Regions from separate parts of the Homo sapiens genome. Here region 1 is linked to region 2. A link is an interaction called in ENCODE POLR2A ChIA-PET data of the cell type or tissue named here. Cell type or tissue: Caco-2. All regions are shown on one strand. Links, peaks and the distances in the headings refer to the core of each region. The heading gives the core; the rest is flanking DNA. Region 1 holds the start of SULT2B1 (sulfotransferase family 2B member 1). Region 2 overlaps BICRA (BRD4 interacting chromatin remodeling complex associated protein).

Region 1 (15,624 bases), core at 4,006-12,005, 860 kb after region 2:
CAGGCTGGGGTGCAATGGCACGATCTCGGCTCACCGCAACTGCCGCTTCCCGGGTTCAAGCGATTCTCCTGCCTCAGCCTCCCGAGTAGCTGGATTACAGGCATGCGCCACCACACCGGGCTAATTTTGTATTTTCAGTAGAGACAGGGTTTCTCTGTGTTAGTCAGGATGATCTCAAACTCCCGACCTCAGGTGATCTGCCCACCTTGGCTGCCCAAAGTGCTGGGATTACAGGCATGAGCCACCGCGTCTGGCCTGTTTTGTTTTCGTCACCCAGGCTGGAGCACGGTGGTGCAATCATAGCTCACTGCAGCCTCAACCTCCTGGGCTCAAGTGGTCCTTCCACCTCAGCCTCCCGAGTAGCTGAGACCACAGGTGCACCGACACCATGCTCAGATAATTTTTAAATTTTTTGTAGAGATGAGGCCTTGTAGCCCAGGCTGATATCAAACTCCTGAGCTTCAGCGATCCTCCTGCCTCAGCCTCCCAAAGTGCTGGGATTACAGAGGTGAGGCACTGAGCCTGGCCCCCAGAGGCCCCCTCTTTGGCCTGGAGGAAACACCTCCCAATGTCTTTCCAGCCTCTAGGCCTTTGTCTCTGCCAGGCTTTCTAACAAGACGCCTTTTCCACCACTCAAGTCCCACTTACCCATCTGGTGAGTTCCTCTGTCCTTGGTTTTGCCTACTGGGGCATCCTTTTCCTGGGAAGTCATTCCTGGCCTCCCAAGAAGGTCCTGGCCTCTACAGCCAGGGTATCAAGCACATGGAACTTAGCCCAAGCCAGCAGTCAATACAAATAGCCTCCAAGCACACACCACAAGTTGCCACATTTTTTAAAAAAAGCAAAAAGAAATAGGTGGCCAGGCACGGTGGCTCACGCCTGTAATCCCAGCACTTTGGGAGGCTGAGGTGAGCAGATCATTTGAGGTCAGGAGTTCAAGATCAGCCTGACCAACGTGGTGAAACCCCATCTTTACTAAAAATACAAAATAATTAGCTGGGCATGGTGGTGCGCCCCTGCAACCCCAGTTACTCAGGAGGCTGAGGCAGAAGAATCACTTGAACCTGGAAGGCAGAGGTTGCAGTAAGCCGAGATGCACAGATCGTGACAGAGTGAGACTCTGTCTCAAAAACAAAAAAGAAACAGGTAAAATTAATTGTAGTTTTCTCCAGCTTTAAGACTGGAAGGGCCAGGTGTGGTGGCTCACCTGTAATCCCAGCACTTTGAGAGGCTGAGGCAGGAGGATCATGAGGTCAGGAGTTCGAGACCAGCCTGGCCAACATGGTGAAACTTCATCTCTACTAAAAATACGAAAAAAAAAAAAAATTAGCCGGGCATGGTGGTGGGCGCCTGTAATCCCAGCTACTCAGGAAGCTGAGGCAGGAGAATTGCTTGAACCTGGGAGGTGGAGGTTGCAGTGAGCCAAGATTATGCCACTACACTCCAGCCTGGGTGACAGAGCAAGACTCCGTCTCAAAAAAAAAAAAGACTAGAAGGAAAAAAGAAAAGAAAATAATTAATTGTAGGAATAGATTTTATTCAATTTGATGTATCTAAAATATCACCACTTCAGCATGTAATCAATATAGAAATTACCCATGAGATGTTTTATATGCTTTGTATCTCAATTTTGATGCTCAATTTCGAAAAGGTACATTAAAATGGAATTAATTAAATGAAAATTTAATTTCATTTAAATTAATTAAAATGAAATAATTTTTTATTTTTTAAAAATTTTTAAAATGAAATAAAATTAATTCATTTTAATTAATTTAAATTAATTTTAATTTTTTTAAATTAAATTTATTTAAATTAATTAAAATGAAATAAAATGGAAAATTTTCACTTTCTCAGTCACATTGCACATAGGTGCTAAATAGCCACCTATGGCCAGTGGCTTCTGGGATGGACAGCACAGATGTAAGCCATTTACTTACATGTCTTGTTTGTGGACACAATATCAGAGACTGACCCAGAGGAGGTCTCTACAGATATTAGTTGGAAAAATAGACTATTGGATGCCTGGATGAATGGATGAGTGGATGCATGGATGGATGGATGGATGGATGGATGGATGGACGGATGGTCGAATGGATGGGTAGATGGTTGGATGGATGGATGAATGGATGGAGGATGCATAGAAAGATGGATGCATAGATGGCTGGTTGAATGGATACCTGGCTGAGTGGATGAATAGAGGATGGATGGATGGATAGAAGGATGGTTGAGTAGATGCTTGGATGGATGAATGGATAGACAGTGATGAATGGATGGCAGGATGGATGGATGAATGGATAGATGAAGGAATGGTTGGGTGATGGATGAATAAATGGCTGAATGAATGCAGGATGGATGGATAGATGGATGGTTGGATGGTTGGGTGGCTAGATGAATGGATGGAAAATGGATGGATGGGTGATGGATGGCTGGATAGATGGATGGTTGAGTAGATGGTTGGATGGATGAATGGATGGATAGATGATGAATGGATGAAGAGGTGGATGGTTTGATGGCTGATGAATGGATGGAGGGATGGATGGTTGGATGGGTAGATAGATGGATGTTGAATGGATGATTGGATAAGTGGTTGGGTGGCTGAATGAATGGTTGGGTGGATGGTCGGGTGGATGGATGATGGATGAATAGAGGGACAGGTGGATGCATAGATAGAGGGATGAACAGCTGGAGGGATGAATGGATGTATAATCCTTGCTCCTCTCACTACCCATGACCAAGTGGCTCTGGGTTTTCCACTTGCATTTTCCCACACTCTTCATCTTTTTTTTTTTTTTTTTTTAATTGAGACCGAGTCTTGCTCTGTTGCCCAGGCTGGAGCACAGTGGCACAATCTCGGCTCACTGCAATCTCCACCTCCTGGGTTCAAGCAATTCTCTGCCTCAGCCTCCTGAGGAGCTGGGATTATAGGCACCCACCACCACTCCCGGCTAATTTTTGTATTTTTAGTAGAGACGGGGTTTTACTATGTTGGCCAGGCTGGTCTTGAACTCCCGACCTCGTGATCCACCCGCCTGGGCCTCCCAAAGTGCTGGGATTACAGGCATGAGCCACCAAGCCCAGCCCACTCCTTCATCCTTCTGGTCTCGTCCTTGTCTCCCAGATGTCCAAGACCCTCAGATTCATTTCTGGGGGTTGATGGTCTCCACTAGTATCTCTGCACTCTCACAATTGGCTAAAATGTCACTCTGGTGTCTTCTGGTTCCTCCTTGCCACCTCTGTAGGAGTCTGGACCCCTCGCCTTCCAGAATCAGGCTTTTGCATCTCCTCAGCTCCCTCCTCATTCTCCACAGAGATTCAGTGGACTTCTCCTGGCACCACCATGACCTTCACTCATTCCATCACGTCTTCCTGTGACAATTCATTCATTCCATCAACAGGCACTTATTGAGCATTTACTATATTCCAGGCTCTTCCCTTGGGAAATAACCGCAGATTTGACATAGAACAAGCCCTTCTTTCATGGGGTTGACAGTCTAGTGGGGAGATAGATGGTAAACAAGACAAAGAAGCAAAACATTTAGGAGGTCAGATGGTGACGAGTGCTATGGGAAAAAGTAAAACAGGAAAGAGGAATGGAGAAGTTGGTGGACGAGCCTGGGGGAGGTGACACTGGGCAGAGTCAGACGATAGGAGCCCACGAAGCTCCCAGGTATCAGGAACATGCGGGAATAGCAAGGGCAAAGGCCCTGCAGTAGGAGCCTCCCCTGGGTCTTAGGCCGCCTAGTTTGGCCAGTTTCTTTCCATTGCCCACTCAGGCACAACCTCAGGCCCTACTGCTCCCCAACCTTCCTGTGCCCCGGGGATGCCTCCGCACCTGCCTGCGAGTTTCCCTCTCAGGATCCCTAAGGACCTGGGCATTCCCTTCCCCAGACTCTCCCTAACCCCCCACCCCAGCAGCACACAGAGCCAGGGACAAAGGGTCATTGAATAGAAAACAAAGGTGAAGACAGCCCAGCCGGAGGCCTGGTGGGGTGTCATGGTTCAGTCCCCCACCTCCGACATCAGAGGGGTTCACTCAGCCTCAGAGGGGGATGCCTGGCCCTCTCACCCTTCCACCCACCCTGCAAGAGAGCCTTTTTATCAGCAGGAACATCAAGGCTTAACACTGAAAGTATCAAGGCAGAATGTTGAGGATGTGGACTCGGTAGTGGCTGGGGGCAGGGGCGGGTGCTCCCACAGCTCAGCCTCCTGGAGACGGGTCTTGGGGTGGTGAATTGAGAGATGGGATACCCCAGAACCCTCCTTTTCTGCTTACCATCAGAGTGAAGGCGGGCAGTGCTGTGTGCCCTGGGGGAAGCCACATTACCTCTCTGGGCCCCCTTCCTGCATCTGTTAGGTGAGTCTGACGTCTTCCATCCCCCTCACCTATGCAACAATAATTGGTCAGTATATACAATTTTATTTGTTTTGGCTTTTTTTTTTTTTCTTTTTGAGATGGAGTTTCACTCTTGTTGCCCAGGCTGGAGTGCAACAGTACAATCTTGGCTCGCTGCAACCTCTGCCTCCAGGGTTCAAGTGATTCTCCTGCCTCAGCCTCCCGAATAGCTGGGATTACAGGCACCTGCCACCATGCCCAGCTAATTTTTTGTATTTTTAGTAGAGATGGGGTTTCACTATGTTGGCCAGGCTGGTCTTGAACTCCTGACCTCAGGCGATTCACCCGCCTCGGCCTCCCAAAGTGCTGGAATTACAGGCGTGAGCCATTGCACAGGCTTTCTTTTGGCATTTTTTTTTTTTTTTTGAGATGGAGTCTCTCTCTGTCGCCCAGGCTGCAGTGCAGTGATGTGATCTCAGCTCACTCCAACCTCCACCTCCCAGGTTCAAGCGATTCTCGTGTCTCAGCCTCCCAAGTAGCTGGGATTACAGGCACCTGCCACCACTGGTGGGGAGACTGGCTTCATGACTCCAGGACTCTGAGGGGTCAGGGACCAACAGCTGGGGAGGGCCAGGGTTTGGGGTGGGGGCAGAAGAGAAGAGAACACCGTCTATGCTGAGCTCACTGTGTACCAGATCCTCCACCAGCAGCTGAGAGTGTCTCCCTCAGTCCTCACAACAGCCCGATGGGTGCCATTCACAGATGGGGAAACTAAGGCAAGATGAGCCTATGAGCAAGATGGTTCCCGGCCCCACAGCTGGGAGGCACTGGAGCTGGGATTTGAACCAGGGCTGTGACCTTCAGACTCTCACGCCCAACCATATCTGGCAGTTGTCTCTCATATCTGTGTCTCTCCCTGTCCCTGACCTTTCTATGTATCTCTGTCTCTGCCCTCTGTATATCGCTGCTGGGTCTCTCAGGGTCTCTGACCCCTGTGTGTCTCTGTCTCCTCTGGGTGTCCGTGTGTCTCTGTCTCCGCCCTCCGTGTATCTCTGTTGCGTCTCTCAAGGTCTCTGGCCCCTGTGCATCTCAGTCCCCTCCTGGTCTCTGTCTCCCATGCCCTCTGCCCTCTCCCTTTCTCCCTGGCTCCCGCCCTGTCTGTGCTGCCGTGGTCCTGGCTGTGCCTCTGTCCCTGTGTCTGTTTCCAGGGTGCCCCTTACGCGTCAGCCCGTGAGGGCAAGTTTCTGTCTGCCCCTTCCCCAGCGGTGGCCTAGTGCTTGGAACAGCGCCTGGCAGACAGGAGATGCTCAGTAAATATTTCTCAAATGAATAAAGGAATGAATGAGTGAATGAATGAATGAATGAATGAACTCGCTGAGATGGGCGAGATCAGCGCCATTTCCCAAATGAGCAACGTGGGCTCCAGGTGGGTGCCCACAGGCCCAGAACTGCCAGCCCGGAAGGTTCTGGCGTGGGCTTGGCACTGACCCCCTGGACTCTGCCCCCAGCTGAGCACCAGACGCCAGGACGTGCCCATCACTGCTCCTCCCCGCCCTCAGAGCAGGGTGGCTCCCTCTGGCCTCTCCCCGCTGTTGGAGGCGTGGGTAGCAGCTGGGAGAACCGGCTGGGTGCTGCCCCTCCCCTTGGGCCGGGCACGGAGTAGGCACCTGGCGGGCTCCCCAGGTGGCAGACGCTGTCGCTGCGCACACCTGGCCTCTGTGCCGCCTGCTCCCTGCTCGTCCTCCCCTCCCCACCCTCACCCACCTGCCATGGACGGGCCCGCCGAGCCCCAGATCCCGGGCTTGTGGGACACCTATGAAGATGACATCTCGGAAATCAGGTGAGGCCCAGACCTGGGCAGGAGCCAGGAGATCCCAGGGAGGAGGTGGCTGTTTGGGGGAGCCGGGGACTGTGGCAAGGGTGGCCTCCAGCCACCCGCAGCCGCAGGCCTGGCCCAGACTTAGCTGGAGGGGCTGGGCTGGGCTGGGGCATCCAGTGTGGTGTATAGGTCCCTCCTGAGAAGGGAGTGAGGACCCGACCGTGTTGAGTCACCAGTGGGGATGCCTGGGGTGTCCCTGTCGCTCTCCGGGCCTCAGTTTTTCTGTCTGTCAAAGGGGCCCACAAGCCCTGTGTCTCCCTGATAGAGCAGTGGAAGAGAGCAGGCAGCTTGGTGCATAGTAGTTGCTCAGGAAACACAACAGCCTGTAGTACCCAGGACACCCCATGCAAGCCCTGAAATAACGGGGGTGCTTGGGGGTGAAATGGGAGAGACTGGGATGCTGCTGAGACCCCCAGAGGGAGAAGCTGTGTTCTAGGGCACTTGGGGCGGAGAGGGCAGGCTCTGGACTCTTCAGGTCTCCTAACAGTGGTTAGGGCAGAGCACTGCCCACTTCCATGAGCTCAGCGTGACTCCCTCTTCCTGGGGATGAGTCAGACACTTTGACAGTACCTGCTTTCCAGATGGGGAAACTGAGGCTGGGAGGGAACGCGACATGACCGCAATTACGCAGCTAGAAGCAAATCTGAACCCGGTCTGTCTCACGCCAGAGCCTGTGGTTTCTCCTGCTCCTCACAGCCTTGGTGATGTCCCCTTTACACCCCTCCCCGTGGCTCCATCTTTTAGGGGAGCGCAGAGGCCCAGAGAGGGCAGGCAGCCTGCCCCAGATCACACAGCAAACTGCTGAGACAATCTCCAACCCCTCGTATCTTGCACTCTTGCCAAGTGAGACCTTCCTGGCAGCCTGGGCCCCTCCAGCCACCGTGGGCTGTGAGGAGGGAGACAACCAAGACCTGTTCTCAGCCCAGTTGCCTCATTCCTTTCTTATTTTATTTTATTTTTTTGAAATGGAGTTTCGCTCTTGTTGCCCAGGCTGGAGTGCAATGGCACGATATCAGCTCACTGCAGCCTCCGCGTCCTGGGTTCAAGTGATTCTCCAGCCTCAGCTTCCCAAGTAACTGGGATTACAGGAGCCCGCCACCATGCCCGGCTAATTTTATTTTTGTATTTTTAGTAGAGAAAGGGTTTCACCATGTCGGCCAGGCTGTTCTTGAACTCCTTGCCTCAGGTGATCCACCTGCCTCGGCCTCCCAAAGTGCTGGGATTACAGGCGTGGGCCACCACGCCTGGCCGCCTCATTTCATTCCACTGTTTCAGGCCCTCCCCTCCCCTCCCTCAGCCAGAAGCTGGGGCATGAAGAGGCCTTCCTGGGTGCCTGGGACTCCAGAGACAGGAGCAGTTCAATCCTGATTGCTGTGTGACCTAGACAAGCTTCCTGATGTCTCTGGGCCTCCTGGGCTGAGAGCTGTGACCAGGCTGGCCCAGTTCTGCGTGAGGGAGGCCCCAGCATTCTTTACTCAACATTGTCTAATCCAGGACTTCTGAGTTCTGCAATTCTTCTCTCCAGAGATAAACAGATAAGCCAGCTCGCCTCCAGGGTTCCCGCCTCTGGGAAGGCCTCACCCCCACCCCAGCCAGGCACCTGGGAGCCTTTTTTTTATCTCCGCGACGGCTCTGCCAGCTGGTCATAAAACGCCCTGAGTGACCTCGCTAAGTGGGTGACCTTGGTTTAGTCACTGACCCTCTGCGAAGCTCGGTTTCGTCATCGTGGGGGAGAATAGCCCTCCCCTGCAAGACTCCTCCAGCCCTGATGGCTGCAGAGCCCTGGGGGGGTGCCCTTAGGACCTCAAACTTCCAGGCACTTCTGGAATCCCCCAGGCCTGGAAGCGTGCCTCTCCCCAGCGAGCCTGCTGGAGCATCCCCCTGGGGCCCACTTCCTTCGGGATGTGCCCCTCCCAGACCCCCTCAGATACGCCACGTACCCCCCCAGATTCGCACCTCCTCCCAGGTTGCCCATCTCAGGGATGTCCCCTCCCCATCACTGGCTCAGATCCACAGGGCTTCTCCTGGCCCCGACTTCCCCCTCTGCTCGCCCCCAGCCTGTCAGTCCCCAACCCCCACCCCTGTCCCCTGACTCTCTGCCCTGGTTCTTCCTCTCGGTTGCCACAGCCCCAGCTCAGGCCTCCTCATCTCCCCCCAACCTCACCACTCCAGCCTTGGCTGTCCCAGGCTGCTCCTCCCCTCCTCCCAGCCATCCAGTGAATTCCTCAGCGCCCAGCCCTCACCCACCCCGCCCCCCCAGCCTCCTCACCTGCATTCCAGCTACTCTACTGCTTTTTTTTTTTTTTTTTTTTTTTTTTTGAGACTGAATCTGGCTCTGTCACCCAGGCTGGAGCACAGTGGAACGATCTCGGCTCACTGCAACCTCCGCCTCCCAGGTTCAGGTGTATTACCTCATCTAATCCTCACAGCCATCTGAGATGAACCCACTTTGACTGCTGTCATCCTGTGTCAGAGATGAGGCCCAGAGAGGTTGAGTAACTTGCCTAGGGTCACACAGCTGCCAAGCAGGGCACGGCCAGGATTTGAACCAGGGAAGCCTGACTGTTATCATGCCCTGGACAGGGAATTTAGGGATGATGAGCAAGACCAGGAAGGAGCGAGATCCAGGAGGTAGACTCAGCCCAGATGGGAGGTGAAGCGGGCGCTCTGAGGTTCTAGCCTCCGAGTAGCTGGGATGACAGGCGCGTGCCACTGCGCCCAGTTAATATTATTACTATTATTTTTTTGAGACGGAGTCTCACTCTGTCGCCCACGCTGGAGTGCAGTGGCACGATCTCGGCTCACTACAACCTCGGCCTCCCAGGTTCAAGCGATTCTCCTGCCTCAGCCTCCCAAGTAGCTGGGATTACAGGCACCCGCCACCATGCCTGGCTAATTTTTATATTTTTAGTTGAGACAGGATTTCACCATGTTGGCCAGGCTGTTCTCGAACTCCTGACCTCAGGTGATCCACCCGCCTTGGTCTCCCAAAGTGCAGGGCTTACAGGCGTGAGCCACCGTGCCCGGCCTATCTACTCTATTACTTTGAATTCCCTGGCCACGCTTGTTCCCTGCCACAGTGCCTTTGCTTATCTGGCTCCTTCCATAGGGATCCCAGAGACATCTTCTCTCTCTCTCTCTCTCTCTTTGCTTATCTGGCTCCTTGCATAGGGATCCCAGAGACATCCTCTCTCTCTCTCTCTCTCTCTCTCTCTCTCTCTCTCTCTTTTGAGACAGAGCCTTGCTCTGTGGCTCACACTGGAGTGCAGTGGCACAATCTCGGCTCACTGCAATCTCTGCCTTCTGGATTCAAGTGATTCTCTTGCCTCAGCCTCCAGAGTAGCTGGGATTACAGGCATGCGCCACCACACCCAGCTAATTTTTGTTTTTTTTTGGAGATGGAGTCTTGCTCTGTCACCCAGGCTGGAGTGCAGTGATGCGAACTTGGCTCATTGCAACCTCCGCCTCCCAGGTTCAAGCGATTCTTCTGCCTCAGCCTCCTGAGTAGCTGGGATTACAGGCACACTCTACCATGCCCGGCTAATTTTTTGTATTTTAGTAGAAACGGGGTTTCACCATGTTGGCCAGGCTGGTCTTGAACTCCTGACCTCAGGTGATGTGCCCACCTCGGCCTCCCAAAGTGCTGGGATTACAGGTGTGAGCCACCGCGCCCGGCCTAATTTTTGTATCTTTAGTAGAGAAAGGGTTTCGCCACTTTCGGGACTTTGCGTGCACCAGCGCAGTGTCCTTTGCCTGGGCTGACCTCTGCCCTCTCTCCTTCCTTTGCCAAACTTCTCAGGCGTTAAGATTCAACACGGGCAATTTAGGATTTTTGGCCAGGGGAATGAGAGAATGCAGGCAGACACCCACGCCAGGTCCCAGGTCCCTGATCACGCTGGTCTAGCTTCAAATCTGCCCCGTGGCACCAAAATATTGGCCTGTTCGTGGATAGGAAATGAATGTAGGAAATCTGTGAAAAGGACGTCAAGAATGAATGAATGAATGGAGGCTCCATTAAGCAACCTCTGAGCCGGAGCTTCCAGGATGAGTCAGGGTTAGCAGACGGGGAGGAGGGGCAGGGAGTGCTGGGAAAGGGAATGGTTGGGGCACAGGGACACAGGTGGCTTCAGGAGAGTAAGGGGCAGCTGGGTCAGGAGAGGGCCAGCTGCCGTGGAAACTCCCCGTGGTGGGCCATCCTGCAGCAGACCTGAGTGGCTCTCAAATGGTTCGTTTTTTAAGCACCTCCAGGGAGAGAAACTATTGTTTTCAGAATACACGCATATGTGATTTAAAAAAAAAAAAAAAGTTGCCAGCTCAGTGGCTCACACCTGTAATCCCAGCAGTTTGGGAGGCCGAGGCAGGTGGATCCCTTGAGGTCAGGAGTTCAAGACCAGCCTGGCCAACATGGTGACACCCCATCTGTACTAAAAATAAAAAAATTAGCCAGAGTTGTGCCACACACCTGTAATCTCAGCTACTCAGGAGGTTAAGGCAGGAGAATCGCTTGAACCCAGGAGGCGGAAGTTGCAGTGACCTGAGATCCTGCCACTGTACTCCAGCCTGGGCAACAGAACAAGACTCTGTCTCAAAAAAAAAAAAGTTGTCCTAGGCCAGGCATGGTGGCTCCTGTCCATTGCAGTACTTTGGGAGGCCAAGGCAGGAGTATCATTTGAGGCCAGGAGTTCAAGACCAGACTGGACAACACAGCAAGACCCCGTCTCTAAAAAAATAAAATAAAAACCAAACAAGGAATTGACCAGAATTTAATTCAGGATAGCAGCTCAAGGGACGGGTAGATGCCACAGGAAGGGGCCCAGAGATATCAGCAAGATGCATCGCTCAGAATGTTCTAGTTTATGGGGTTCATTATGAATTATGAGAAATTTAATATGTGAGATCGGGCTCTGTGGCTCATGCCTGTAATCCCAGCACTTTGGGAGGCTGAAGTGGGCGGATCACTTGAGGTCAGGAGTTCAAGACCAGCCTGGCCAACATGGTAAAACCCCGTCTCTACTAAAAACACAAAAATTTGCCAGGCGTGGTGGCACTTGCCTGTAGTCCCAGCTACTGGAGAGGCTGAGGCAGGAGAGTTGCTTGAACCCAGGAGGCGGAGGTTGCAGTGAGCTGAGATCGCATACTGCACACCAGCTTGGGTGACAAGATTGAAACTCCATCTCAAAAAAAGAAAAAAGAAATTTAATATGTGTTCCATGTGGTCTTGTATGTAAAAAGGACTTAAAAGGATAATAAGGGCTAAATTAAAATCGTAAGAGGCCGGGCACGGTGGCTCACGCCTGTAATCCCAGAACTTTGGGAGGCCGAGGTGGGCGGATCACCTGAGGTCGATAGTTGGAGACCAGGCTGACCAACATGGAGAAACCCCGTCTCTACTAAAAATAGAAAAAAGTCAGCCGGGCATGGTGGTGCATGCCTGTAATCCCAGCTACTCGGGAGGTTGAGGCAGGAGAATCGCTTGAACCCAGGAGGCGGAGGTTGCGGTGAGTCGAGATCGTGTCATTACACTCCAGCCTGGGCAACAAGAGTGAAACTCTGTCTCAAAAAATAATTAAAATTAAAAAAATTAAAAAAAATAAAATCGTAAGAGGAAAACATTTGGCACAGGCGGTAGGCAGGATGGGCTGCTGACCCAGTAGGCTGACAAGCCCAGGATGTTATAATCCCTGTAACATCCTTGCAGTTGTTCTCAACCTGTTGAGTGCTGTCTGTATTACCTCATCTAATCCTTACAGCCGTCGGAGATTAACCCATTTTAACTACTATCATCCCCTGTAAGAGGTGAGGCCCAGAGAGGTTGAGTGACTTGCCCAGGGTCACACAGCTGCCAAGCAGGGCGTAGCCAGGATTTGAACCAGGGAAGCCTGACTGTATCACGCCCTGGATGGGGAACTTGGGGATGAGCAAGACCCGGAAGGAGCGAGATCCGGGAGGGAGACTCAGCCCAGACAGGAGGCGTTAGCAGGCGCTCTGCGGTTCCAGGCGTTTCCTTGCATTCCCTGCGTGCTGGGCTACGGAGAGTGTCAAGGCCAGAGAAGCCACGCCGGCCTTTGGACCTGGGGCGCCTCGGGCAGCCAAGGAGAGCTGCGGTGGCCGCTCCTCCCCGCGCTCTGATCTCGGGAGTCCCTGGCGCCGGCACCTTCTGATCTCTGCCTCTTATTGACGGGGAGGGCGAGGAGGGGCCAGCTCTGGTTTTACAACCCCGGCCCCACCTTCCTTAGGGAGGGCTGAGCCACATGAATGATTTTATGGCCAAAGCCCTGCCAGTCATGAGGCTGCTTTTTCTTTTTTCTTTTCTTTTCTTTTTTTTTTTTTTTTTTTTTTGAGACAGAGTTTCACTCTGGTTGCCCAGGCTGGAGTGCAGTGGCACCATCTCGGCTGACTGCAACAGCCGCCTCCGGGGTTCAAGCGATTCTCCTGCCTCAGCCTCCTGAGTAGCTGGGACTACAGGCGTGCGCCACCACGCCTGGCTAAATTTTTGTATTTTTAGTTGAGACAGGGTTTCACCATATAGGTCAGGCTTGTCTCAAACTCCTGACCTCGGATGATCCACCCGCCTCGTCCTCCCAAAGTGCTGGGATTACAGGTGTGAGCCACCGCGACTGGCCTGAAGCTGCTTTTTCTGAGACGGGCTGATCAAGGGGTTTCAAACAATTAAGAAATAATAAGGCATTGCCTCCCCGCTGGGTGAGATTTGGGCAGGCAGACTAGGGAGAGGGGCTTCGGGGCCAGCACTAGCGGATGCGGGGACTTGGGGAGAAGTGGAAAAAGATGCTCACGGTTCCCTCCTTCTCCACCCAGCCCCTGACGAGGGACTCAGCCTTGAAGAGTGAGGGACAGGATGCGTTTTCCTTTCCACTCGCTCTTTGGGGTGGGGGGAGGCAGTTGTGCCTGGTGGGCCTGTGTACGGACTGGCAGAGGAAAGGTTGGAAGTGGTGATGTTCAGAGTTCAGGACCCATTTGGTTTTGTTTTTTGTTTTGTTTTGTTTTGTTTTGTTTTGTTTTGTTTTGGAGACAGAGTCTTGCTCTGTCGCCCAGGCTGGAGAGCAGTGGCGTGATTTTAGCTCACTGCAACCTCCGCCTCCTGGGTTCAAGCGATTCTCCTGCCTCAGCTTCCCAAGTAGCTGGGATTACAGGCATGTGCCACCATGCCTAGCTAATTTTTGTATTTTTGATAAAGACAGGGTTTCGCCATGCTGGCCAGCTGAGTTCAGGACCCATTTGGAAAGAACTAAGCAGCCCAGTTTGCCACCCAGAGGGTCTGGAGGAGGAACTGTGGGACCCAGTGGGTCACCCATGACATGGAATAAATGCCAGGCTGAGAAGGGAGACCCTCGCCTTGCCCGGAGGCCTGGAGTGGAGGCCCTAAGAGAGGTGTGGCCAGTTACTTACGTGGGGACCAGAGCCCCAAGGATCTGGGAAAGTGGGGACCGTGACACCGCAGGCAAGAAAGCCTGCAGGGGCCAGGTGCCACAGCTCACGCCTGTAATCCCAACACTTTGGGAGGGCAAGGCAGGAGGATTGCTTGAGGCCAGGAGTTCAAGACCAGCCTGGGCAACATAGCAAACCCTCATCTCTCTTTAAAAAAAAAAAAAAAAAATTAAAAAGAAAAGAAGAATGCCCACAGGAAGGCAGTCCTGGGTTCGAATGCCGCCCCTATGGCTCAGGAGCTGGGACCCTCCTGGTAGAAAGGACTGCCCTCAGGGTTGAGCGTCTGTGAAACGGGCAATGACCGGGGAAGGGCCTGACCTGGGCTCGCAGCTGACTCAGCATTTGTGCTGTTTCTCTCTTTCCTCCTTCCCCAGTTCTGAGACCGCTGCTGAGCCAGAAACTCGAATGCTAGCAAGGGAGGGGATGGGTGAGGAATGATAATAATGATGAGCTTCCTGAGCATCTGCCCTGAGCCAGGCCCTGTGCTGAAGGCTGTGTGGGGATGAGCTCACTGAGTCTTCACAACAGCCCTGTGTGGTCCCAGTGTTACAATGCCCATTTTACAGATGGGAAAACTGAGGCCCCACTCATAACCCTCATGCCAGAGAAAGGAATCCAACAGGGGCTTGGAACTGCAGTCAGAGGCTGCCCCTCAGTGGCCATTTCTTCTCGGGGGGACTTGTCACCCTTATGGTTTCCATGACCCTGGCCACCCTCCATAGATATATACCGTGAGCCCATAGGAAAACATTTTCTCGTAGCCACCTTTTTAAAAAAACAAAAGAAACAAGTGAAATTAATTTTAATCACATATCTAATCTATCTGAAATATCATTTCCACATATAGTCAATTTCAAAAACTGTCAATGAGGCTGGGCGTGGTGGCTCATGCCTATAATCCCAGCACTTTGGGAAGCCGAGACGTGTGGATCCCTTGAGGTCAGGAGTTCGAGACCAGCCTGGCCAACATGGTGAAACCCCATCTCTAGTAAATATACAGAAATTAGGACAGCCGTGGTGGCTCACATCTGTAATCCCAGCACTTTGGGAGGCCGAGGTGGGCCTATCATTTGAACCCGGGAGGCAGAGGCTGCAGTGAGCTAAGATCCTGCCATTGCACTCCAGCCTGGGCAACAAGAGCAAAACTCCGTCTCAAAAATAAAAAAAATAAAAATTAGCCAGGTGTGGTGGTGGGCGCCCGTAATCCCAGCTACTCGGGAGGCTGAGGCAGGAGGATTGTTTGAACCCAGGAGACGGAGGTTGCTGTGGGGCTGAGATCGCACCACTGCACTCCAGCCTGGGAGACAGAGCAAGATCTTGTCTCAAAAAAATAAATTCGGGCCCGGTGTGGTGGCTCATGCCTGTAATCCCAGCATTTTGGGAGGCCGAGACAGGCGGATCACCTGAGGTGGGGAGTTCCAGACCAGCCTGACCAACATGGAGAAACCCCGTCCTACTAAAAATAGAAGAGTAGCTGGTCGTGGTGGCACATGCCTGTAATCCCAGCTACTCTGCGAGGCTGAGGCAGGAGACTCGCTTGAACCCGGGAGGCAGAGGTTGCAGTGAGCCGAGATCGTGCCATTGCACTCCAGCCTGGGCAACAAGAGTGAAACACTGTCTCAAAATAAATAAATAAATAGATAGATAAAATAAATAAATTAATTAAGATAAAATAAATAAATAATAAAGGTATGCTGGAAGGGAGAGAGAGAGGAGGTGTTTGAGAGAAAGGAGGAGAGAAAAAAAGTGAAGAGCCCCAGGCGACAGGCGTCGTGCAGGGTGCGGTTCCACGGTGTAGTGGAGCATGCGACATTCAGGGAACAAGCCAAACTGGACAGTGAGAACGGAACACTGGCAGCCCAGCTACAGTGGGACTCGGATGGGCAGGGCCTGCGGTGAGACTGTCAGGCTTCAAGGGACAGAGCCAGGGACCTCGAACCTAACGTGTGTTCCCCATCAGGCAGAT
Region 2 (15,624 bases), core at 4,339-12,338:
TGTACTTTCTGTTCTATGAAACTGCTCATACCCTTTGCCATTGTAAAATCTGGGTTGCTGTCATTTTGCTGTAGATTTGTAGAAACTCTTTACATATTAGGAAAATTAGCCTTTTGTCTTAAAGTAATAACCATTATGCTTACGAGTCATAACATAACAGGTTAGGGAGGGCTACGTTCTTTTTTTTTTTTTGAGATGGAGTCTCGCTCTGTTGCCCAGGCTGGAGTGCGGTGTCGCGATCTCTGCTCACTGCAAGCTCCGCCTCTCGGGTTCACGCCATTCTCCTGCCTCAGCCTCCCGAGTAGCTGGGACTACAGGCGCCCGCCACCACGCCGGGCTAATTTTTTGTATTTTTAGTAGAGACGGGGTTTCACCATGTTAGCCAGGATGGTCTCGATCTCCTGACCTCGTTATCCACCCGCCTCAGCCTCCCAAAGTGCTGGGATTATAGGCGTGAGCCACCGCACCTGGCCTACCTTCTTATTCTAGAGCAGTGAATGTGGTACTCATTCAAAAAAGACCAGTGGATAGGTAGGAAGAGGAGAGTGTGACAGTGACAAGGGCAGGATGGCAGAAGTCAGCACAGGCTTTGACCTCGAACGGCCATGGTTTCACTTGCACGCTCTCCCACTTACCATTTAACCTTCAGCAACCAGTTTTTCATTCCATCAGCAGGTGCCTAGGCAGGCTGAGGGAGCACTTAGGTGGAGTAAACGAGTTACTATATGCTTAGCACAAAGTAAGCACTTGATAAATGTTTGCTTTTATTATTATTACTATTATCTTGAGGGGGACAGAGTCCCACTCCGTCGCCTAGGCTGCAGTGCAGTGGCAAGATCTCGGCTCGCTGCAATCTCCACCTCCTGGGTTCAAGTGATTCTCCTGCCTCAGCTTCTGGGTAGCTGGGATTACAGGTGCCTGCCACCATGTTTGGCTAATTTTCATATTTTTAGTAGAGATAGTGTATCACCATGTTGGCCAAGCTGGTCTCAAACGCCTGACCTCAGGTGAACCACCTGCCTCGGCCTCCCAAATTGCTGGGATTTACAGGCGCCCGCCACCATGCCTGGCTAATTTCTATATTTTTAGTAGAGAGATGGGGTTTCGCCATGTTGGCCAGGCTGGTCTCAAACTCCTGACCTCAGGTGATCCACCCACCTCAGCCTCCCAGAGTGCTGGGATGACAGGTGTGAGACACCGCGCCCGGCCTAGCACTCTCTCATTTAAACCTCACCACCTCCACCAGGTAGGTGGTAGCATCTCATTTTGCAGGTGAGGAAACAGAGGCACAGGGAGAATAATTAGCTTGCCCAAGGTTGCACAGCTGGCAAATGGTAGGGCCTGGATTAAAAACCCTGGGGGCTTATTGCTGGAAACACCTGAAGTCTTGAGAAAGCCAGACCTGGGTGTGAATCCAGCTCTGCTTAGTGGAGCTCTCTGAGGCATGGATTTTGCATCTAAAATGGGAATAAGCCCAGTGACCTGACATGATGGCACTGCACAGAGCCAGCGCTCAGTGAACAGACACTTACTGTTAGCAGTTGCAGTAATGATGCTGTAGCTGAACTTATTTTTTTGGAAACAGGGTCTGGTTCTGTCACCCAGGCTGGAGTACACTGGTGCAATATTGACTCCTACAACCTCCGCCTCCCATGCTTAAGTGATCCTCCCACCTCAGCCTCCGAAGTAGCTGGGACTACAGGCATGTGCCACCACGCACAGCTAATTTTTTTTTTTTTTGTATTTTGTTTTGTGGGGGAGATATGGGGTCTCACTATGCAGCCCAGGCTGGTCTCGAACTCCTAGGCTTAGTAATCCTCCCACCTTGGCTTCTCACAGGGCTGGGATTATGGACGTGAGCCACTGTGCCTGGCCACGCGGATGACCTTTGAGAAGGAAGCTTAGTGCGCACAGGCAGGTGTGCACACGAGCTGATTCTTAGTCACACACAGAGGCTCGGAGGCACAAGGTAGGGCCCTCCGCAGTAGCTGTATCTGCAGCAGTGGGGACCCAGCATGACAGAAGGTGGTCAGTGAATGTTTGTTGGGTGAGCAAATGGATGGACAGATGGATGGCTGAATAGACGGACGGATGGATGGCATGGGTGGGTGTGTGACTGGGTGATTGGCCAAGTGTCCCCTGGTGGGGACAGAATCATCCAGACTGGGAACCGCTATCCTGTGGATATGCAGGAATGCACGGAATAGCAGTTCCCAATCTGGGTGATTCTTACTGTTTGTAAGAATAGTGGTTCCCTTACTGTCCGAACTCCAACCCCTGCACTCGGAAGGAACTCTGTGCTCTCTGTACCCAGATGGATTTGGCAGCCTCTGTGTGTGTGTGTGTGTGTGTGTGTGTGTGTGTGTGTGTGTGTGTGCGCGCGCGCGCGCATGCGTACATTTTCCCTTTGTGTTAACACAAACAGAAATGCAAAGACTGTGTTCTGCATCTGGCTTTGCTTATTTAGCAACGCATCTTGGAGCACTGGCTTTCAGACCTTTTTTTTTCCTTGACCCACCACCCGGGATAAGAATTTGTTTTTTTTTTTTTTTCTCTGTCACCCAGGCTGGAGTGCAGTGGCACGATCTTGGCTAACTGCAACCTTCACCTCCCAGGTTCAAGCGATTCTCCTGCCTCAGCCTCCCGAGTAGCTGGGACTACAGGCGCACGCCACCGCATCCAGCTAATATTTGTATTTTTAGTAGAGACAGGTTTTCTCCATGTTGGCCAGGCTGGTCTTGAACTCCTTACCTCAGGTGATCTGTCTGCCTTGGCCTCCCAAAGTCCTGGGATTACAGGCATGAGCCACCATGCCCGGCACAAGAATTTCATTTTATGTCACCACCCAGGACATGCATACATATATGTATTTGTATATATACACATATCACTGAAACAAAAGTTTCATGAAATATTACCTATATTACAATGTGTGATACACATCAATATTTTCTATTTTGTTTCCATTGTTTTTTCTGGGGTTAGCGGGGAGGCATGGAGTCTCCCTCTGCTGCCCAGGCTGGAGTGTAGTGGCACTATCTCGGCTCACTGCAACCTCCACCTCCCAGGTTCAAGCGATTCTCCTGCCTCAGCTTCCCAAGTAGCTGGGATTACAGGAGTGCCCCACCATGCCAAGCTGATTTTTGTATTTTTAGTTGAGACAAGGTTTCACCATGTTGCCGAGGGTGGTCTCAAACTCCTGACCTCAGGTGATCTGCCCACCTTGGCCTCCCAAAGTGCTGAGATTACAGGCGTGAGCCACTGCGCCCAGCCTCTACTGTTCTTTTTAAGTGCTGGTTCCAACTCCCTAAGATGACTTGAGCCATTACCAATGGTTACTATGTGTAGGGGTGTGTTTTTATTTTTGGGGGTTTTTTTGCAAGCTACCATCTGGGAAGATTGCTGTGATGTGGGAGTTAGGAAATAGGACTTGGCCACTTACAGGCCCTGTGACCTTCAGCAGGCTGCTTGCCTCTCTGTTGTACCACGGTGTCCTTGCGTGCAGAATCAGAATGATAGGAACAGCGGCTACTTTGTAGAGCTGTGAGGGTTAAATAAACTAATATCTGTAAATTAATAGATGTATATTAACATTAAAATGTTTTAGAACAGAGTTGGGCATGTTGAAAGAGCTATGAAGGGAAAGAAGCCAGGCAAACTTTCTTTTTGCTTATTTGATTTTTATTCATTTATTTGTTTATTTTTCTGGGCAACTTTCTATAAAGAGGCAATAGTAAACGTTTCAGGCTTTTGCGGGCCATATGGTCTCTGTTATTATAGCACAAAAGCAGCCACAGACCATATGTAAATGAATGAACACGGGAGTGTTCCAATAAAACTTTATTTAAGGACACTGAAATTGGAATTTCATGTAATTTTTGCAAGTCACGAAATAGTATTCTTATGATTTTTTTTCTTCAACTGTTTAAAAATGTAAAAATTATTCTTGGCTTGTGGGCTATAGTTTGCCTCTTTCTTTTGATGTCTTTATTGTGTTTTGTGATATGGACATACCATTATTTCTTTATTCAGTCCCCTCTTGAGGAATACTTCAGGTGGTTTATTTGTCATTGTTAACAAACAAAACTCCTATAAGATATTCTTGACTGAGCGTGTTGGCTCACACCTGTAGTCTCAGCACTTTGGGAGGCCGAGGCGGGCAATCACCTGAGGTCAGGAGTGTGAGACCAGCCTGGCCAACATGGGGAAACCCCATCTCTACTAAAAATACAAAAATGAGCCAGGCGTGATGGTGGGCACCTGTAATCCCAGCTATGCTACTTGGGAGGCTGAGGCAGGGGAATCCCTTGAACCTGGGAGGCGGAGATTGTAGTGAGCCTAGAGAGGGTTGCAGTGAGCTGAGATCGTGCCACTACACTCTAGCCTAGGCAGCAGAGTGAGACTCTGCCTCAAAAAAAAAAAAAAAAACTTGCACCCATGCTTTGCACACAGGTATGAAAGTACTTGTAGGGTAAATTTCTAGAAATAGAATTGCCAGACGTAGATGATAAGCTTTCCAGCCATTTTGTGGAAAGTGCTAAACCTTTTTGAAAAGGTTCATGCCAGTGATGGCTTCACTTGGTCCTGCAGCTTTACTGACACACGAGATTAGCAGCTGGCCTGTTCTTTGCCAGGCTGGAAAGTGACACACCCCCTGTGCTTTTCTCTAATTGTGTGTGAAGTTGAGCATCTTGCCGCCTCCACGTGGGGCTCTCGAAATCTCTTGGAAGCTGGGCGTGGTGGCTCATGCCTGTAGTCCCAGCTACTCAGGAGGGAGGCTGAGGCAGGAGGATCACCTGAGCCCAGGAGTTTGAGGTCAGCCTGAACAACATAGCGAGATCTCATTTCTGAAGAAAGAAAGAAATGGAAGGAAGAGAAGGAGGGAATCTCTTGGTGAACAATCCACTCATATGTTAGTTTTTTTGCTTTGGGAAGCTAAGATGGGGGATCACTTGAGGCTAGCAGTTGAAGACCAAATAATAATAATAATTTTGTGCTCATTTAGAGAATGTAGAAAATACAGAAAAGAACAAAGAAGAAAAATAAGTCACATGTAATACCACTGTGTGCAAGCAGTTGGTAAAAAAAAATTTTTTCTGGCCAGGCACAGTGGCTCATGCCTGTAATCCCAACATTTTGGGAAGCCGAGTTGGGTGGATCACGAGGTCAAGATATCGAGACCATCCTGGCCAACATGGTGAAACCCCGTCTCTACTAAAAATACAAAAATTAGCTGGGCATGGTGGTGTGTGCCTGTAATCCCAGCTACTCAGGAGGCTGAGGCAGGAGAATTGCTTGAACCCGGGAGGCGGAGGTTGCAGCAAGCGAGCTGAGATTGAGCCACTGCATTCCAGCCTGGGTGACAGAGCGAGACTCCGTCTCAAAAAAAAAAAATTTTTTTTTCTTTGTTTTGTTTTATTTTTTGTTTTTGAGACAGAGTCTCTCTCTCTCTCTCGCCCGGGCTGGAGTGCAGTGGCGCGATCTCGGCTCACGGCAACCTCTGTCTCTGGGATTGGAGCAATTCTTCTGCCTCAGCCTCCCAAGTAACTTGGATTTACAGGCACATGCCAGCAAGCCCGGCTAATTTTTGTATTTTTAGAGAGACGAGGTTTCACCATGTTGGCCAGGCTGGTCTTGGACTCCTGACCTCAAGTGATCCACCCGCCTTGGCATCCCAAAGTGCTGGGATTACAGGTGTGAGCCACTATGCCAGGCCTAGCTTTGTTTTTTCTAAGACAAATATTGTAGAAGAAGTAATATTTTGGTATGAAGTTTCTGTTTAACCCCCCGACCCCAATTTTATTTAAAACATTTTTTAAATAAGTCATTTTATTCACATAGTATGATCATCAGAAAGTTTTTTTTTCTTTTTTTCCAGAGACAGGGTCTTGCTCTGTTGCCCAGGCTGGTCTTGAACTCCTGGGCTCAAGCAGTCCTCCTGCCTTGGCCTCCGAGAGTGCTGGGATTACAGGCATGAGCCACTGAGCCTGGCCTAATTTATTTTTATTTATTTTTTCTGAGACTGAGTCTCTCTCTGTCGCCCAGGCTGGAGTGCAGTGGCAAGATCTTGGCTCACTGCAAGCTACGCCTGCTGGGTTCAAGCAGTTCTCCCTGCCTCAGCCTCCGGAGTAGCTGGGATTACAGGTGCACACCATCCCGCCCTGCTAATTTCTGTATTTTTAGTAGAGACAGGGTTTCGCCATGTTGGCCAGGCTGGTCTTGAACTCCTGACCTCAGGTGATCCGCCTGCCTGGCCTCCCAAAGTACTGGGATTATTATAGGCGTGAGCCACCACGCCTGGCCACCTGGCCTAATTTTTGTATCCCTTTCCAGTTCTTCGTGTATATACAACCTAGTGCAAATATGGTTTACGTTTCTCTCCCATTTGTACCCAAAGGGGAGCTCATTATGTACTTACTGTGGCAGCAACAGTGAGTTTGCTTGTTTTCTGTTAGAGTCTTGAAGTATTCCTTTGTACAGAAGAGCCACAGTTCATTTCCCCAGGAAATGCCATATTGATGCACTTTAGACCATATCCAGATTTTGGCGTTCTACACGAAGCTGCAGGAAACAACTTGTTCACCTGTTTTGTTTTTGTTTTTGTTTTTGAGACAGAGTTTCGCTCTTTTTGCCCAGGCTGGAGTGCAATGGCGTGATACTGGCTCACTGCAACCTCCGCCTCCCAGGTTCAAGCAATTCTCCTGACTCAGCCTCCCTAGTAGCTGGGATTACAGGTGCACGCCACCATGCCCAGCTAATTTTTGTATTTTTAATAGAGACGGGGTTTCACCATGTTGGCCAGGCTGGTCTCAAACTCCTGACCTCAGGTGATCCACCCGCCTCAGCCTCCCAAAGTGCTGGGATTACAGGTGTGAGCCACCGCGCCCGGCCTACTTGTTCACCTGTTATTTCCCACATATGCAGGTCTGTTTACTTCCTGGAAGCCTGTTTGCTGGACTAAAGCAAATGTGCATTTATAACTTGGATAGCTACTGCTGAATTGCGTTCCTCTTGAGTTGTAGCAAATTGTGCCAGTTGAGACCCCTAAGGGCAGTATATACAAGCATCTTTACTAGACATAGGCTTTATTCCTAATGCGACGGGTGGTAAATGGTACCCTAGGGTGAAAAATAGTGCCCTGGGGTGCGTTTTGCTGTGCATTTCTCTTATTACAAGTGAGGTTGAGTAGCTCTGAAAATACTTAAGCCTTTTGTCTTTCCTTTTCTGTGCACTGTCTGATCATATCCTTTGCCCCTTTTTCACCAGTTGTAATTCTTAGTGATTTCTAGAGTCTCTCTATATATGAGAGAGATGAACTTTGTATTTGGAGTTGCAACTGTTTTCCCCAGTAAGTCATTTGGCATGTGACTTAATTTGTGGATTGTGTGTGTGTGTGTGTGTGTGCGCACTTTTGATGAGAATGAAATTAAATTTTTTTAATTTTTTGGTATCTTTAAGCTTTTTATGTTTAAATGACTTCAAACACATAAAAAGTTTCAGAATTAGTACAGAGAGCTCATAGGAGTTCTTTACTCCTCAACTAGATGTATTAGTTATCTATTGCTATGCAGGAAATTACCCTCAAAACTTAGCAGCTTCAAACAGCAAGTATTCACGTGTCTCACACTGTTTCTAAACATTAGGAATCTGAAAGCAGCTTAGCTAGGAGGTTCTAGCTCTGGATCTCCCATGAAGTTGTGGTCATCTGAAGGTCCCACTGATCTGGAGAACCTGCTCCCACGCTCACTTGTGTGGCTATTAGCAGGAGGCCTCAATTGCTTCCTCAGTGGGCCTCTCCAAAGGGCAGCACATGACACACAGCGGTTGGCTTCCCGCAAAGTGAGTGACCCAATAGAAACAGACAGAATGCTCAGGATGGGAGCCGCAGGCTTTTTATAACTAATCTTGGAAGTGTCATATAATCACTTCTGCCAAATTCTATTGGCCACAAAGACCAGCATATGGGAGGGGACTGAACACAAGGAGGTGAGGATTGTTGGTGGCTGCCTCCCACGTCTACCCATTGTCAGCCTTTTGCTACATCTGCCTTGACCTTAGCATTCTCATTCTGTGTACACTTTTTTCTGAATCAGTTGAGAGTAAGTTGCAACCATTATACCCGTTTGCCCCTTAATATTTTATTTTATTTATTTATGTATTTATTTATTTTTGAGTCTGAGTCTCACTCTGTCGCCTAGTCTGGAGTGCAGTGGTACAATCTTGGCTCACTGTAGCCTCTGCCTCCCAGGTTCAAGCAATTCTCTTGCCTCAGCCTCCTGAGTGGCCGGGATTACAGGCACACATCGCACCCTGCTAATTTTTGTGTTTTTAGTACAGATGGGGTTTCACCATGTTGACTAGGCTGGTCTCAAACTCCTGGGCTCAAGTGATCCACCTGCCTTGGCCTCCCAAAGTGCTGGGATTGCAAGCGTGAGCCACCGCGGCCAGCCTACCCCTTAATATTTTAGTATAATATTTCAGCCTTGGAGAACAAGGACATTCTCTTACTTAACCATCATACTGCAAAGAAATAAAGCAGACAGCATTGACATGATACTGTTGTCATATCCTCTGTCCATAATCCAACTTTACCAGGTGCCCAGGGATCCTGTAATGTTGTATTATTCTCCTATTTCATGTAGCATTGGAGTGCCGCTGCATGTGGGCCACCTCCCTGAGCCCTTGGAACCTACTGAGTGGGCCAGTTCTCTTTTCTCCGACTCAGCGACGCACCTGCCATTGGCCATTTGAGTCATTTCTCCTTTTCCTCTATTGTAAATGCTCCCAAAGTGGGCAACCCCATAGCAAGTACTTGAATATTCTTTTTTTTTTTTGAGACGGAGTTTCACTCTTGTGCCCAGGCTGGAGTGCAGTGGCGCGATCTCATTTCACTACAACCTCCGCCTCCTGGGTTCAAGCAATTCTCCAGCCTCAGTCTCCTGAGTAACTGGGATTACAGGTGCATGCCACCATGCCCGGCTAATTATTTTTGTATTTTTAGTAGAGACAGGGTTTCATCATATTGATCAGGCTGGTCTCGAACTCCTGACCTCTGGTTATCTGCCCGCCTCAGCCTCCCAAAGTGCTGGGATTACAGGCGTGAGCCACCGTGCCCGGCCGAATATTCTTCATCACAGATTCCTGGAGGGGAATTTCCAGGTCAAAGTTGTGACCCTTTCAAAGTCCCCAGACCAAGCTGCCTTCCAGGAGGCAGTCCCACCAGCCGTACACAGCGCCAAGGACTGCGCCTCTCATCTCTTCTTAGAGGTGGCAAACCTTTTGAAGACTGATTGATTGATTGGTTTGGTTTGGTTCTTTAACTGTCAGAAGTTACTCAGGGCCCAGCTTGGAAGGGATGCTGGAAGGGCCCTGGGACTTAGAGGCCAAAGCTGGTGGTGAATCTGATGTCATGCCGAGATGCCCGGTTCTGGAGTGTGGTGGTGCTGGCTGTCCTCGGGCAGATATCCTGAGCCCTCTGAGCCTGAACTCAGTCAGCTTTGAGAAATGGCTCAGAAGTCACTGAGCAGTGTAAAGGCCTCAGTTCCGCCTTCACCAGCCTGGAGAGTCTGGACCAGTTTTGGAGCCTTGGCCTCAGTTTCTTATCTGTGAAATGGGTCCAGTGTTACCACTGCCCTCAGGGCTAGGGAGAGATCACACAAATGGATGCGGGAGGCCGGCCATTCGTGTTAGATCAGCATGAGCTGTTACTAGGATGCAGATTCTGTGACAGCAAGTATCACGGTGCCAGCCCAGTGTTGGGTGCACAGCTGGTGCCCACTGGTTACACAGTGGCTGCTCTGGTTATGATTCTTTGGGAGGAGGGTCCAGAACGGCAAGGTGCTCCGTCTGAGACATGCTTTAGGCGAGGTGGCTGTGTGCGTGTGACAGAACTAGCACCAGATCGCGTGTGCTTGCAGACACAGGCTTCATCAGAGTCTGGTACGTCGTGCACACGCATGCACGCTTGTACCTGCAAGCTCACGTGGCGCCCAGGTAGGCCTGCAGCCATGGACACACAGGCACACAGAGGCAGGTGCCCAGGACACTTAGAAGGGGGTCCAGGCCTTCCCATGCCCGCATCCAGAGGTCCACACGTGGCTGTGAACCCAGGCCTGTCCCTGTGTGGCCATCCGTATTCTCGGCAGCCCCCGTGCCGTGGCCATCAACCCCGAGCCATGGTACACAGCATCATGCTGGTGTCTCTTTGCCTTGACTTGGCTGGATGGGCTGGTGGGGGCTGGCGGCTGGGACGCTGCCCTGCCTGCCCTCCTTCCCCGCTGCTGTGCTCGCCGCCCGGCCCTCCTGCCTCCTGCTGGGCAGCGGGTGTGGTGCCCCTGCTGCCACCGCCACCACTGCCTCTGCTTCCTCTGCTGCTGCCACCCCAACCCTGCAGGGCTCGCCTTTGTCTGGGGAACTGCGAGGGGTGGGGGGAATGGGGCAGAAGTGGGGTTGAGATCGGAGGCCAGAGAAATGTGGAGGAGCTGCGGTGGGGGACAGAGGTCGAGGGCAGGTGGAGGGGGTGCTGTGGGGAATGAGAGGCGAGGGAGGGAAGGGCAGCCGTGGTGGGCTCCTCTCTCAGGATGGGTGTGGGCTAGGAAGGGGGCTTCTGGCGGGGATGGCTGGGGACCCCAGTGTCTTGGGGCAACAGGAGCTATGGTTGGTTCTGACCCCCGCCCCTCCCCTCTCCCTCCCTCCCCTGCCCAGATCCCGGCAGCGGCTCCGCTGAAGGGCCCAGGCCCCTCTTCGTCCCCGTCACTACCTCACCAGGCCCCTCTGGGGGACAGCCCCCACCTGCCCTCCCCACACCCCACCCGGCCCCCTTCCCGCCCACCCTCCCGGCCACAGAGTGTGTCCCGCCCTCCCTCAGAGCCACCCTTGCACCCTTGCCCCCCACCCCAGGCCCCCCCAACTCTGCCTGGCATCTTTGTCATCCAAAACCAGCTAGGCGTTCCCCCGCCTGCCAGCAACCCGGCCCCTACTGCCCCAGGCCCGCCGCAGCCGCCTCTCCGCCCCCAGTCCCAGCCGCCTGAGGGACCGCTGCCCCCAGCCCCCCACCTCCCTCCATCCTCCACCTCCTCTGCTGTGGCCTCCTCCTCTGAGACGTCCTCCAGGTTGCCAGCCCCTACGCCATCCGACTTCCAGCTCCAGTTCCCACCCAGCCAGGGGCCCCACAAGTCCCCCACTCCCCCTCCAACCCTCCACCTGGTCCCTGAGCCGGCAGCACCCCCCCCACCGCCTCCTCGGACCTTCCAGATGGTGACCACCCCCTTCCCAGCGCTGCCCCAGCCGAAGGCTCTTCTCGAGAGATTTCACCAGGTAACGGGAGGCAGGGACTGCCCGCCCCATCAGCCCCATCCCATCCCACCCTCTCAGTCTGATGGGAGCCCCTCCGCCTTACGGCTCTGTGATCCTCCCCAGCCCTGCTGCGTCTGGACACCCCTACACCTAGCCTATGTTCCCCACCCCTCATCCACCTGTCCCCTCCTCAGGTGCCGTCCGGAATCATCCTCCAGAACAAGGCTGGGGGGGCCCCTGCCGCCCCGCAGACCTCCACCAGCCTGGGGCCCCTCACCAGCCCCGCTGCGTCTGTGCTGGTCAGTGGGCAGGCCCCATCTGGGACCCCCACTGCCCCCAGCCACGCCCCCGCCCCGGCACCCATGGCCGCCACAGGTAGGAGAGAGGTCGCCTATGTGCCCAGGGAGACGGGGCCTGAAGATGGGTGGGCGGGGCTGAGCAGGGAGAATGGGCTGGGGCAGGGCTGTGGGACTCAGCACAGGGCATCAGCCAGAACTCAAGGGACACAGGAAGGCCAGAGGTGGCAGGGCTGGCCCCAGATTTGAAGGGCCGGAGGGCCAGGAGGAGAGCGGTGGGGTACAGGATGGGGCTCCCGTTTGAGGAGGGGGCCTTCATGCAGTGACCGCAGGCCCTGTCTCCCCCACCCCACCCACCCCCAGGCCTCCCTCCTCTGCTTCCAGCCGAGAACAAGGCTTTTGCCAGCAACCTCCCGACCCTGAATGTGGCCAAGGCCGCTTCCTCCGGGCCAGGGAAGCCCTCCGGGCTGCAGGTAAGGGGCCCTTAGAGCAGGGGTCAGGACAGGACCAGGAGTCTTCGGGAACTGGGAACTGGGGCTGGCAGGGGCAGGGAGACACTGGAAGACGCGGACAGGATGAAGCTGGGACCATCAGGCAGCTGAGACACCACGAACAGCCGTGCAGGGACAGGAAGGGCAGAATGACACCCAGACAGGCAGCCAGAGATGAGGGAGAAACACGGAGACGGTGGGACGGAGACGGCACCAAGACTACTGGCAACAGTGTAAGGGACTATGACTGGGGAAAGAGCAGGTGATATGGACACAGGACGGGAAGGACAGGGCTGAGATGACAAGATGTGAGCTCAGGACAGGAAAGGCGGGTTTAGATGAGACAGACCGGAGACGGAGCAGATCAGGGACCGAGAATGAAAGGGTGAGAGGGTGGGGACAGCTGAGGCCGAGGCCACTTGTAGATGTAAGACGTGGGGGAGACAGAAGACAAGGAGAGGAGCAGGTGGGAGGACCAGGACCCAAGAGGCCGGGAGAAGCTCAGAGATGGAGATGCCAGAATGAAGGCCAGACGCTGAGGACAAGAGGGGAAGCCAGGAAGGGAGGCGGGGGGGCGAAACGACAGGAGCCACACTGGGAGAGAGACTGTGCGAGGCAGGGGCACTGGGTGCTGGGCGGTGATGTGGGAAGCAGGCATCCGGCAGAGGAGGGAGGTCACACAGAGGCAGCCCTGGGCGAGGGGACGGAGGGAACCCAGGCAGAGGACACCCAGGGCTCCAGCCTGCCTGTCACCCTCTCCGTCCACTCCCCAGCCCAGCCCAGGTCTTCCCCTGGGGTTCATTGTGATGGGCAGGGGATCCTGTAGCTGGGGCCAGGCCCCCACCTGGGTGAGACACTGGTCCCCTGTCCCGTCTTTATCCTAGGCTAGAGGGGAAGCTGGTCGGGGGAGGGAAGGCTTCTGGAGGCAAAGGCCTCTCACTCGCCTTTCTTCTCCCAGTATGAGAGCAAACTGAGTGGCCTGAAGAAGCCCCCCACGCTTCAGCCCAGCAAGGAAGCCTGGTGAGTCCACACCCCATCCTTGCATGCCTGCCCTGTACCTTCCAGAGACCTGGGGGAGCATGGGGCCACCCTCCAGAAGCAGAGTTGGGCAGGCCCAAGTGCCAAGCCCAGCTCCACCTCTTGGTAGCGATGTAGTTCCCTCATAGACCCTCAGTTTCCCCCTCTGGAAAATGGGGTGACCAGAGAGTGGTGGAGGGAGGGTGGGCTGTGGCTCCGCCAGGCTGGGGCTCAGGAGGGCGGCAGTTTGGTCCATCCTGGTTGTTGCTGTGCCCTCCATGTCTCCCACACGGCTGGGCCGCGTCGGTGCTGAGCCCCACTGGGTGGGTGAAGTGATGGGTGGGGGAAGTGAGTGGGTGGACATGGCTGTTGGGAGGATGATGGGGGGGGTGTTTGGGGATGGATGGATGGGAGTCTGGGCGGATGGATGGGTAAATGCTGGATGCCTGCCTGCCCTCTCTCCTGCCCTCCTTCCACCACCAGGGTTTTTTGTTTTGTTTTAGGGGGGGTTCTTTGAGCCAGAATCTTACTCTGTCACCTAGGCTAGAGTGCAATGGCACAATATTGGCTCACTGCAACCTCCGCCTCCCCCGTTCATGTGATTCTCCTGCCCCAGCCTCCCAAGTAGCTGTGACCACAGGCGTCTGCCACCATGCTCGGCTAATTTTTGTATTTTTAGTAGAGATGGAGTTTCACCATGTTGGCCTCAAGTGATCCACCTGCCTCGGCCTCCCAAGGTGCTGGGATTACAGGTGTGAGCCACCACGCCCAGCCCACCATGAGTGTTTTTTTAAAAACATATAAGTCCGGGGGGCAGAGGTTGCAGTGAGCCGAGATCATGCCATTGCACTTCAGCCCAGGCGACAGAGCAAGACTGCATGCCCTCACCCAAAAAAAAAAAATTTTTTTTTATATATATTGTGGAGACAAGGTCTTACTATGTTGCCCAGGCTGGTTGGTTTTGTTTTTGTTTTGTTTTGTTTTTGGAGACGAAGTCTCATTCTGTCACCCAGGCTGGAGTGCAGTGGTACAATCTCGGCTCACTGCAACCTCTGCCTCCTGGGTTCAAGTGATTCTCCTACCTCAGTCTCCCGAGTAGCTGAGATTACAGGTGCATGCCACCACACCTGCCTAATTTTTGTATTTTTAGTAGAGACGGGGTTTCATTATGTTGGCCAGTCTGGTCTTGAACTTCTGGCCTCAGGTGACCCACCCATCTCAGCCTCCCAAAGTGCTGGGAGTACAAGTGTGAGCCACCATGCCCGGCCTAGGTTGGTCTGAAACTCCTAGTCTCAAGTGATCCTCCCACCTCAGTCTCCTGAGTAGCTGGGACTACAGGCACGTGCCACCACACTCGGCTAATTTTTAAATAATTTTTGTAGAGACAGGGTCTTGCTGTGTTGCCCAGGCTGGCCTTGAACTCCTGGGCTCAGACAATCCTTCTGCCTCGGCCCCGCAAAGCGCTGGGATTGCAGGCGTGAGCCTCTGCTTGGCCTAGGAGTGTGAATTAAGTCCCCACTCAGTGCCCAGGCCTGAGCCCCATGTTGGGAACACAGGAGTAAGTGACACAAAGTCCCTGCCCCCACAGTGCAGAGAGGCTGCTGGTTTTTAGCCGAGGGTGGAGTTGGGCCTGCCTGGTGGGGGAGACAGTCACACTGCCAACAGACAAAACCCATTGTAACATGGGCTACAAAAGCGGCCCGTGAGAAGACAGGATCCAGCCTCCCTCCCTTCTTCCCGAAGGCTGCACTTTGGAGGAGGCACGGTGGAGCCACACTGGCCCCAGGTGGCAGGAGGCAGAATAGCAGCTTCCAGGCTCTGGCCTCACTTCCCGCTCTGCTCTTCCTCCCTTACGTGCTTTGGAGAGGAGTGACTTCACTTCCTCGACCTCACCTTCCCTTTCTGTAAAATGGGGATAGCGATAGCACTGCTTTGGTCGGCCCCAGGGACTCAGTGAGATGGAACAAGCACGTTCAGTACATGGGAACACCACTGCCCAAGTATTCCCCTTCCCGCTGTTGTGTTCAGTTGCGGCCTGGGGCTGAGGGTTCAGGGACTTCCCCTGGCCCTCACCCGTCCCCCCCACCCTCCGCCGTGTGTGGTCTCTCCCCTTTCCACCCGCAGTTTCCTGGAGCATTTGCACAAACACCAGGGCTCCGTCCTGCACCCCGACTACAAGACGGCCTTCCCCTCCTTTGAGGACGCCCTGCATCGCCTCCTGCCCTACCATGTCTACCAGGGCGCCCTCCCCTCCCCCAGTGACTACCACAAAGGTGAGGCCTCCCCAGGACACGGCCCTATATGTCCCAGGGGACCCCAGCCCGTGGGGCGGGGCGTCGCCAGTGTGGAGCCGCAGGTCCACGGTGCGCTATGCTGACCCTGCCCCGCCCTCCTTCCTGCGCATCCGCGGCCGCCCCCAACATCTCCGCCCTTGCCTCTCTTCCCTTCCTCGCAGTGGACGAGGAGTTTGAGACGGTCTCCACGCAGCTGCTGAAACGCACCCAGGCCATGCTCAATAAATATCG

What was found. Peaks named below come from ENCODE experiments on the same cell type or tissue, not always from the same donor. Only the 100,000 strongest peaks of a DNase experiment are listed, where the experiment ranks them.
Region 1: POLR2A ChIA-PET joins it to region 2 with 13 read pairs; 2 of 35 experiments call an interaction of 5 or more read pairs at or near these places.

The regions. Positions count from the first base shown.
Region 1 is chr19:48,546,151-48,561,774 of GRCh38, forward strand. SULT2B1 (sulfotransferase family 2B member 1) reads left to right here and starts at 6,022. Exons shown (of 7, transcript NM_177973.2): 1 at 6,022-6,173. The coding sequence starts at 6,103. RefSeq lists enhancers at 1-287, 5,442-5,966, 7,755-8,693 and a silencer at 7,882-8,176. In Caco-2, for the core only: no CTCF peak of the experiment used is centred there; DNase peaks (open chromatin) are centred at 6,151, 7,871, 8,371 and 10,281; H3K4me3 peaks cover 313 bases.
Region 2 is chr19:47,683,411-47,699,034 of GRCh38, forward strand. BICRA (BRD4 interacting chromatin remodeling complex associated protein) reads left to right here. Exons shown (of 15, transcript NM_001394372.1): 8 at 10,705-11,316; 9 at 11,490-11,670; 10 at 11,955-12,064; 11 at 13,041-13,102; 12 at 15,224-15,372; 13 at 15,555-15,624. Among named protein-coding and RNA genes, the nearest start is that of EHD2, 22 kb to the right of the region's middle. RefSeq lists enhancers at 9,658-10,217, 10,218-10,775, 15,145-15,624. In Caco-2, for the core only: no CTCF peak of the experiment used is centred there; no DNase peak of the experiment used is centred there.